Linked DNA regions of Homo sapiens: region 1 is linked to region 2. A link is a contact called in ENCODE Hi-C or POLR2A ChIA-PET data. All regions are on one chromosome and are shown on one strand. The core of a region is the stretch at or near the end of the contact, and the rest is flanking DNA. Distances in the headings are between cores, read along the strand shown. Region 1 has its middle 92 kb from the start of LINC02628. Region 2 has its middle 130 kb from the start of NRP1.

Region 1 (4,412 bases), core at 1,519-4,018, 49 kb after region 2:
CATTTGATGGGAGGATACAGCTGGACTTCCTACCCCCATACTGACATTCCTACTTGGCAGAGGCGTGACACTACCCTTATTTAGGATTCAAGAAACTTGCTATTTAAGATTTAGGAAAAATTCCTTTCTTCCAGGGACATTTCTCTTGAACATGTTTTGTTTCACATGTAATTTAGTGGTCACCTAGGGGCCAAAGAAAAACAGAGACTTTTGTCTATTTGTTTATTTCTTAAGGCTATCATGAAAGAAAATCCACGAATAACTTGAGCTGTCAATGGAAACCTTTTTTTAGGACTAGATCTCTCCTTCACATTTAGGTAGTGACTGGGACATTTATGGAAGAAAAATAAATAATAATAATAATTATTATGATAGCTTATCATTGTTCAGCCTTTGTTCTGTGCCAAAGATACAGATGATCTCATCTCATTCTTACAACAACCATGTGAAATTGGTGCTATGATTAATTTCAGTTTCACAGAAACTGAGGCCAGTGAGGTTAAGAAACTTCCTAAAATCACACGCAGCTAGTTAGTGTTGCAAAATCTGAACCCAAGCAATATGTCTCAGTAGCATGTGCCCTCTAGTATATATGTGTATATATATGTATAGGATAAAAGGATTCATACTTTTGTAGCAGGTATAAATCTTAGTCTATAAACTCAGATGCTTTATTTTCCATAAATCAATGTAATATCCTCTCTAAGCCCTTTTCCCACTGGGCTGGAGGAAATAAAAGCTTGACCATTCTTGAGGTTTCTCTATCACCATCTTCAGCAGATTTGAGCAGGGCTTGGGGATCTGCCTGACATGTCAAGATATTGGATAGACTAGGCCCCTCTGTTTGATGCCTGTTGAGAGGCACATTGTCCCTGGCCACGTGATAATCTCTGTTCTGTGGGCTTCTGTACCAAGCTTGGGACCAAGAGTCTTGGGGCACTTCCCCAGGTGTATCACACACTCACCTTCCCTGAGGTCCCGCCATGGCCTCAGGGAGCAGGAGCAGATCCTCATACTCTTGGACTAGGGAATTTTTTTTTCTTTTTTTTTTTTTTTTGAGACAGTCTCATTCTGTTGCCCAGGCTGGAGTGCAGTGGCGCAATCTCGACTCACTGCAACCTCCACCTCCCAAGTTCAAGTGATCCTCCTACCTGAGCCTCCAGAGTAGCTGAGCCTCCAGAGTAGCTGGGAGTACAGGCATGCGCCACCACGCCTGGCTAACTTTTGTATTTTTAATAGTGACGGGGATTCACCATGTTGGCCAGGCTAGTCTTGAACTACTGACCTGAGGTGATTCACCTGCCTTGGCCTCCCAAATTTCTGGGATTACAGGCGTGAGCCACTGTGTCTGGCCTGGACTAGGGAAATCTTAATTGCTCTGAGAAAATGCAATCTCCTCTTCTTTCCTCCCTCCCTCCTTCTCTGTCTTTTACTCTCTCTTCTCTCCCCGTGAGAGAGCTGCACTTTGCACTCTTTCTTAAGCCACCGATCTTCTCAATGGACTCAGAATTTTGACAGCTTTTACAGTAGGGAACCCTACCACAGCACGGACCTTGATACCTCTTTGAACAGGCGAAGGTCAAGGCAAAACACAGAGTGAAAGCTTCAATAAATATTTCAAAACACACTCTTGCCACATCACCTTTCGCTTATTTTTACAATATGCTGCACGCTTACTCACTCTCACACTCACAAACATAACTGCACAAACATCATTTCCCATTCTTTTGATGTTTAAATACTTTCCTTCTCCTATCAGATGAAGTTTATATTATCTAGGCTTTGTCTCTGACAATTCTGATGTTGTTGTTATGGAAATATGTCAAGACATTTCTTTGTAAAAATTCCCAATGAGGCTGGGCACAGTGGCTCACACTTGTAATCCCACCACTTTGGGAAGCTGAGGTAGGAGGATCACTTGAGTCCAGGAATCAAGACCAGCCTGGGCAACATTGTAAGACCCCATCTTTACAAATAATAGTAATAATAATTAGCTGGGCATGGAGTGCATGCCTGTAGTCCCAGCTACCCAGGAGGCTGAGGTGGGAGGATGGCTTGAGCTTGGGAAGTTGAGGGTGCAGTGAGCTGTGATCATGCCACTGTGCTCTAGCCCAGGTGACACAGTGAGATTCTATCTAAAAAAAATTTTCCAATAAACTTTACATTATAGTGATGCCCCTGTGGTTGTGGGCAATGTATAAATGATTTGACTAATTTTTTCCCATATGTCAATTCAACCCTCAATATTTTCCAAATTTATCTTAGAATTTATATTTAAATTTATGAATTATCTTGAAAGACCTGATTGTTTGGAATCTACCCTCATCTATTCTACTTATTTGAATCTTTAGAAAGATTATTAAAGGAATATTTAAGTGTGTTGTTTCATGGAAATTAGGAATACCGAGTTATAATGTAAATATATTCATTCAGAAACTGGGGTGGGGGTCGGGGGGGAAGTCCTCAGGGAAGATACAGTATTCACTATTGACGTTGGTTTAATATTGCTTTGTACAGTTGTTTAATATGTACGTTGTTTGTATTTTATCTTGTATATATCTCTCCACCACACATTAATCCTTGGACTGTTAGTACATACAGAACACATGTCGGGATGCTTTCTCAGTGGACCTCATCTTCAGGGATCATTTTATTTCCACAGTTTAGTGCCTCCTTACTAGAATAGAGAACTCCATAATTTTTTCTAAAGATTCTATCAGTCTTGATCCAATGTGCTAGGTGATAAATGACTGAACGCTGGCCCCGGAGGGGAAGTTAGCAATGAGTCATGCTGTCTCCTAGTAACCAGTCAGTAAATAGCTTCCAGCAAATATTTTAAACCTCAAAGCACACTTACCTTTGGTATTATCCTTAGACAGACTATCCTCATCTATATCTGCACTCTCATCTCTCTTTCAGAACTTCTAAGAAAGGAGAAAAAGTGGGATCGGGTTTGCATATGACGTCACCCCCTTGAAAACCCACATGAAAACATTCCTACCCCAGGGAGTCTGTCTCAACAAACCTTTTCCTTGATTTGTTTCTCTGTATTTTGCTTGCCCTCAAATGTTATGAAGCCATGTATACTCCACGTAATTTTCATTTGTTTGTTTCTAGATAGGCCCTTCTATGTAACTATTCAATGAGTCCATACTGATGTGTGATTTCAGAGTTTAGCATGGAGGTCAGCACACGATCAGAACAGAAAGCGACACTCAAGCACCCTGCTCACACATCCCACCAATGACACTGTTTCAGACTAATTAATTTACATGTGTAAAGGTTATTTAAAACATAAATCCTCCCTAAGTGAGAGGTGGGAAAGGGGAGAATTAAGCCTATTAATCTTGTTCACCTTATCCCCACGTAAGACTGTTTTCTTTAGACATTTAGGGTCAGACTCTGTAGCATGGGAGTCCTTATTAGGGATATGGAAAAAAACACGAGAGTTCGTTTTGGAGCATGGAACATCAAAAGATGTGTCTATGTAAATGAATGCAAAAGGCTACTTTAGATGGACAGAGAGCAGCAAGAGAGCTCCAGACTTTAGCAAAGGAGGGATGCAAAGAGAAATAACTAGGAAGGGAAGATGAGTAGCAGGAACCAAGGTCACTGTGAACCCTCTTAGCCTAACTCTAAGGTACGGCTGCAAGTCTCTGAATTAAACTGTGAGCCTTTTAAAGATGTGATTTCTTCTGTTTCCTTGTTTTCCTCTAAAACTCTATACAGAGTAAGTGTGCAGCAAATGTTTGCTGAACAAATACACTTCCATTTTAGGTAAAAAGTATAGATGGTCCCTAGACAGAAAATAAAGCACTAAGACTGTTTGGCAGGGTTATAAGAGGTAGCGCTGAGATTTTGCCAAGAAGGCTTTTGGCTTTTGGCTTTTGGAAAATTAGTCCCAAAAGTTAGTGCTCTCTTGGATAAACTGAACCCCCGATCCTTCTTCAGGGCATCTTTTAAAATTTATTTATTTTTTATTTTTTTCAGACCAAGTCTCACTCTGTTGCACTCCCAGGCAGGAGTGCAATGGGGTGATCTCGGCTCACTGCAACCTCCACCTCCCAGGTTCAAGCTATTCTCCTGCCTCAGCCTCCCAAGAAGCTGGGATTACAGATGCTCGCCACCATGTCTGGCTAATTTTTGTATTTTTAGTGGAGACAGGGTTTCACTATGTTGGCCAGGCTGGTCTCGAACACCTGTCCTTAGGTGATCCACCCACAGGGCATCTTTTTTTTTTTTTTTTTTTTTCTTTTTTCTTTTTCCTTCTTTTTATTTTTTTTATTTTTTATTTTTATTTTTATTTTTTTTATTATACTCTAAGTTTTAGGGTACATGTGCACATTGTGCAGGTTAGTTACATATGTATACATGTGCCATGCTGGTGCGCTGCACCCACTAATGTGTCATCT
Region 2 (4,636 bases), core at 1,719-4,218:
GCATGTGTAGTGTATGTGTGTGGTGTGTATATGTGTCTATGTTGTAGTGTGTCTATCTTCTTGAGAGATGGGGCATTGATATTCCTTTTAGAAATTCTTCTAGAAGCCAACATCTTGAAAATGAGCCTGCTGATGGTATTCAGAGCTGGCCAGCTCTTCCCCATTCTCCTTCAATCCGGGCACGTCCCACCCTGTGTGGCTGGATGTGAACACGTACGTGCAAGTGTGATCTCTCTGTGTGAACATTAAGAGGTTGCTCACTTGCTCCAGTTTTCACCTGGAAGCAGCACTTCCTTCCCCATTCCCTCCTATTCGATGCAACAGGCTGATCAGAGTATTTCTGTTCACCTTTGTGGCAACTGTGCTACACTCCCCTTTCAAGCCTTCCTCAAAAGAAAGAGGAGAAAATATTTTAATATGATTTTAATGCCTAGTTTTTTCTCCTTTCCTTTTTATTGTAAAAATACAACACTTTTCCTGTAGAGCAATTAGAAAATGCAGATGCAATTTTAATACCATCATTGACACATCAACCATGTTACTATGTTGCTTTTTCTTTAAAAAAACTCTTGATAGAAGCAGTTTTTTAAACTTTTATGTATTTAATTATTTTGCAAGATTTCAATTTGCATTGAAATTTATTGAGATTTATTTTATGGCCCAGCACATGACTTATTTTGGTGAACATATTCTGTGCACTTAAAAATGTGTATTCTGTAATTGGTGAGTGAGTTTCTAGGAATGATGGAGTTCAAGAAATGTTCATCAGGTCAAGTTGGTTGGAAGTGTTCGACAGAAGTCATTTTATAACCTGCTTTTTTATTTTGAGTAAAATATTGTGACAGTCAATAAACATGATTTTTCTACAAAATGCTTTATAGTTATGGTGTATTCCATGGTTTAGCTATTTCCCTATTGCTGGATATTTGTTTTAAAATTTCGGTATTATAAAGAATACTGTGATAACCGTACATTTAAATGTGTATGTATTATTGATTACACTACAGAAGATAAACTTGTAGTAGTTGCTATCATTTGAATGCATCCCCAAAAGTTCATGTGTTGGGAACTCAGTCCCCAATGCAACAGTGTTGGGAGGTGAGACCTTTAAGAGGTGATTAGAGAAATGGATTAATGGATTAATCTTGGGCATGGGTTCATTTTCTTAAGTGAGTTTGTTATGAAGGCAAGTTTGGGCTGGGTGTGGTGGCTCACACCTATAATCCCAGCTCTTTGGGAGGCCAAGGTGAGAGAATTTCTTGAAGCCAGAAGTTTGAGACCAACCTGGGTGACATAGCACAATCCCCCTCTCTAAAAAAAAAAAAAAAATCAGAAATTTAGCCAGGCATGGTAACGCACACTTGTAGTCCCAGCTACTTGGGAAGCTGAGGTGGGAGGACTCCTTGAGTACAGGAGTTCAAGGCTGCAGTGAGCTATGATCATGCCACTGCACTCCTGCCTGGGCAACAGAGTGAGACCCTGTCTCGAAAATAAAAATAAAAAAATAAAAAAGCAAGTTCAGCCCCCTCTTGCTTTTGCTCTCTTGCCTTTCCTCTTTCCACCATGGGATGATGCAGCAACACATCCCTCACCAGATGCTGGCCCCTTAATCTTGGACGCCCCAGCCTCCAGAATCATAGGAAGTAAATCATTGTCCTCTATAAATTGCCCAGTCTGTGGTATTCTGTTATAGCAGCGCAATACAGACTAAGACAGCAGTGTAGCTGCTAGTTAAGACTTCGTATTCTTGAAGGCCTTTGATTCATATTCATTTTGAGGCCATTTTAACATTGTACCTTTACCCTTCTGAAGATCTCTGGTGTCTTGGCATGTATTTTCATCACTTTCTATATAGAAAATCAGTCACAGGTGACTCACTGAATTTGGAGCCAGCATGGAAACAATCAAAATGCCAAAAATCTAACTTTGTAAAATTAAAAAAAAAAAATCTGCCTCTTTAAAAATTTGATTCACTTCTGTTCTTAAAGATAGCAATGCGAGATGGTGTTCAACTCCAAAACTGCAAAACACTGATGCCAAGCAATCCATTTTAATCATGGCATGCCCCGGGACACTTTCAGTATTTGCACGAATTGAAGGTCATTTGTGGTGAGTACAAGGTCTTCTCTCCTGAATCATCGTGCCATTGTACTCACCTCGAAAATGCTGGGATGCCTGTGGGGATCCTGAAAGCATCAGCTGGACATGATGATTAAAATCTTCTAATTATTTGAAAAGCCATTTGGGATAATAGAGTAGGTTTACTTTCCTTTCATTAATGTCCCTGAGCAGGCTATATAGGAGTTAGAAAGTCACAACTTCACTGCTTTTGGCCAAAGGCCATTGCGGTACTTGCAGATGAAGAAGAAAAAGAAAAAAAAAAACAGAGACAAAGTGTTCTTTCAGAAAGGTTATAAGCCTGTAGACAGAACAGAATTAAAATACAATTCTGAATGTACCAGCATACAATATTTTGGTGTTGGTTTACTGAAGAGAATGTCAGATCAATACACCACCAAGTCAAATTGACTGTGATGTCTAAAATAACTTTAGGTCTGCCTTTAGAAGGAGCTAATGGGAAAAGAGAGAAATAAGTTACACGAAGGTCCATGTTGGGCGATAAGGAACTTGTCGCTTAGTGAACAGGTCTTGATAATATACTGGATAAATGGCACTAAGAAATGTCTGGAATCACTCAGAATACATGCCTAGAAGTCTAGAGTAATAAGAAACAAACGCATGTCATAATTCAGTGTAAGAAATAGCAATGCAAAGGTAAGATCTTTGCATTGTATAAATTCGTATAAGCCCTGTAAATGATTACAACTTCATTTCTTATCATTTGTTTTGGATAGCAGAATTAGAGTAGAGCAGTGTTAGCAGGAGAGAGTCCCTTGAAGGTCACAACAATGTGAAGAGCCTGGCAGTGTGGAGTGTCAGCTGAATAACCCATGAGGACCCAAGGAACAGGCCTGGATTTCTTCCACAGAGCAGGCCTGGCGAATTCCCATGAAGTTAGGTCACTAGGCAAACGTTCCAGGGCTGGCGGTGTACTTATGACTCTCAATCTCCCTTCTAAGTTGTTAAAAAAATTAAAATAAAAAAAAAACTCTTCAGTACTTAGACATTATGCTAAGGCAGTATCTGAAATGACAGAATGGAATGAAGAGACATCAGATGAATGCTAAGTATGGAGACTATGCAGAGTTTAGAAGTTGCCCTGAAAATTGAGAGAAGCTTAGGGTTGGGGCTAATGGATGAGGTCAGAAGCTTATCAATCACCCAATTAACAAGTATTTATTGTGACCATACAGGATACTGGATGCCACAGTAACTGCATATGGTGAGAGGTGTAAGACCTAAGTTGTCTAACTGTGTTTAATTCATTGGGAAATTTACTAACAGGTCAAACAGGCTTACCCCAGTGAAATAATCCACGTGGCATCAGGTCACACATTTGGAAGGTGACCTTAAATATAGATGAAGGAAATTGTTGAAGTCAGTGGCCAGTATATTGAATTACAAGGCTCATAAACTTCTCATGCCTCAGATCTCGAGTTCTATTTTTAGAGACACATTTTCTGGCACATTTGTTTTAAAAAGTCTCTTGGTGGGGTGTGGTGGCCCACGCTTGCAATCCTAGCACTTTGAGAGGCCAAAGTGGGAGGACTGCCTGAGATCAGAAGTTGGAGACCAGCCTGGGCAACATAGCAAGACCTCGTCTCTACAAAAAGAAAAAAAAAAATCAACTGGGCATGGTGGCATGCACTTGGAGTCCAAGCTATTCCAGAGGCTGAGACACTTGAGCACAGGAATTTGAGGCTACAGTGACCTATGAGTGTGCCATTGCCTTCCAGCCTGGCTGACAGAGTGAGACCCTGTCCCAAGAGAAAAAAAAAAAAGGAGTCTGAACAAATATCAATTCTGAACCCTCTTGGAAATCCTACAATGTCTATATATTTTTCTAGCCAATGGAACAGATATAAAAACTTCTATTGTCAAATGTTTGTTTTAAATCTTAAGAGAGATTCTTTAGCTTTGTTATCTGGTCATTCCTCATTTAGCCAATAATAGTACAACTTCCTAGAAAAGAATGAAGATTTTTGGAGGAACTGAGCTTTCACTTTGTCTGCACAGTGTCACAGGGTAGGCCCTTGCCTTCCCACGTTGTGGTCATTAGCATGAAATTGCTTGGAAAGGTAACCTATGCTCTCCTAACTATGAGGATGAAAATGGTATCCCATAATAAAAATAGAAAAAGGTAATAAAAGTTCACTTCTTGTTGCAATAGCAAATGCACAAGTAGCATTTATCACTTGACTGTTTTCCTGTATGGTTTTCTAGTCATTCGTTGCTATGCATGGAGAAGCGTGAACTTGTGAAAATACTTATCATCTGCTTCAGTGGCCCATTTTCAATGCATTTACAGCATCAACAATAACAACATACAATGACTTTTTTTTAAAAAAAAAGGTAATTTTGGACACAGAACCTATACTATCTTTATATTTTTGTTTGCTTTGGCTTTGTTTTGTTTTTTTTGAACCTAACAAGAAGATGGTAGCATTAGCCACTCTCAGTTAAAAATTTGAAAACCTTACAGCTAGAGAAATAGTCTTTCAGTGACTGAGGTACG

Evidence for each region. A loop is a pair of places that touch in the nucleus more often than their neighbours do. ChIA-PET counts read pairs that join two places held with the same protein, here RNA polymerase II (POLR2A).
Region 1: a map of Caco-2 shows a loop between it and region 2 (2.2-fold over the local background). The contact joins two enhancer-like sites. A Hi-C loop is called at or near these places in 1 of 168 maps with a recorded cell type or tissue (Caco-2). POLR2A ChIA-PET finds 5 or more read pairs at or near these places in 2 of 52 experiments (GM12878 and OCI-LY7).

The regions. Positions count from the first base shown.
Region 1 is chr10:33,506,548-33,510,959 of GRCh38, forward strand. No RefSeq gene overlaps it. Among named protein-coding and RNA genes, the nearest start is that of LINC02628, 92 kb to the right of the region's middle. Within about 2 kb of position 2,769, at least 8 of the 41 ENCODE cell types and tissues checked have a DNase peak (open chromatin) inside an H3K27ac peak, as active enhancers do.
Region 2 is chr10:33,457,668-33,462,303 of GRCh38, forward strand. No RefSeq gene overlaps it. Among named protein-coding and RNA genes, the nearest start is that of NRP1, 130 kb to the left of the region's middle. Within about 2 kb of position 2,969, at least 7 of the 41 ENCODE cell types and tissues checked have a DNase peak (open chromatin) inside an H3K27ac peak, as active enhancers do.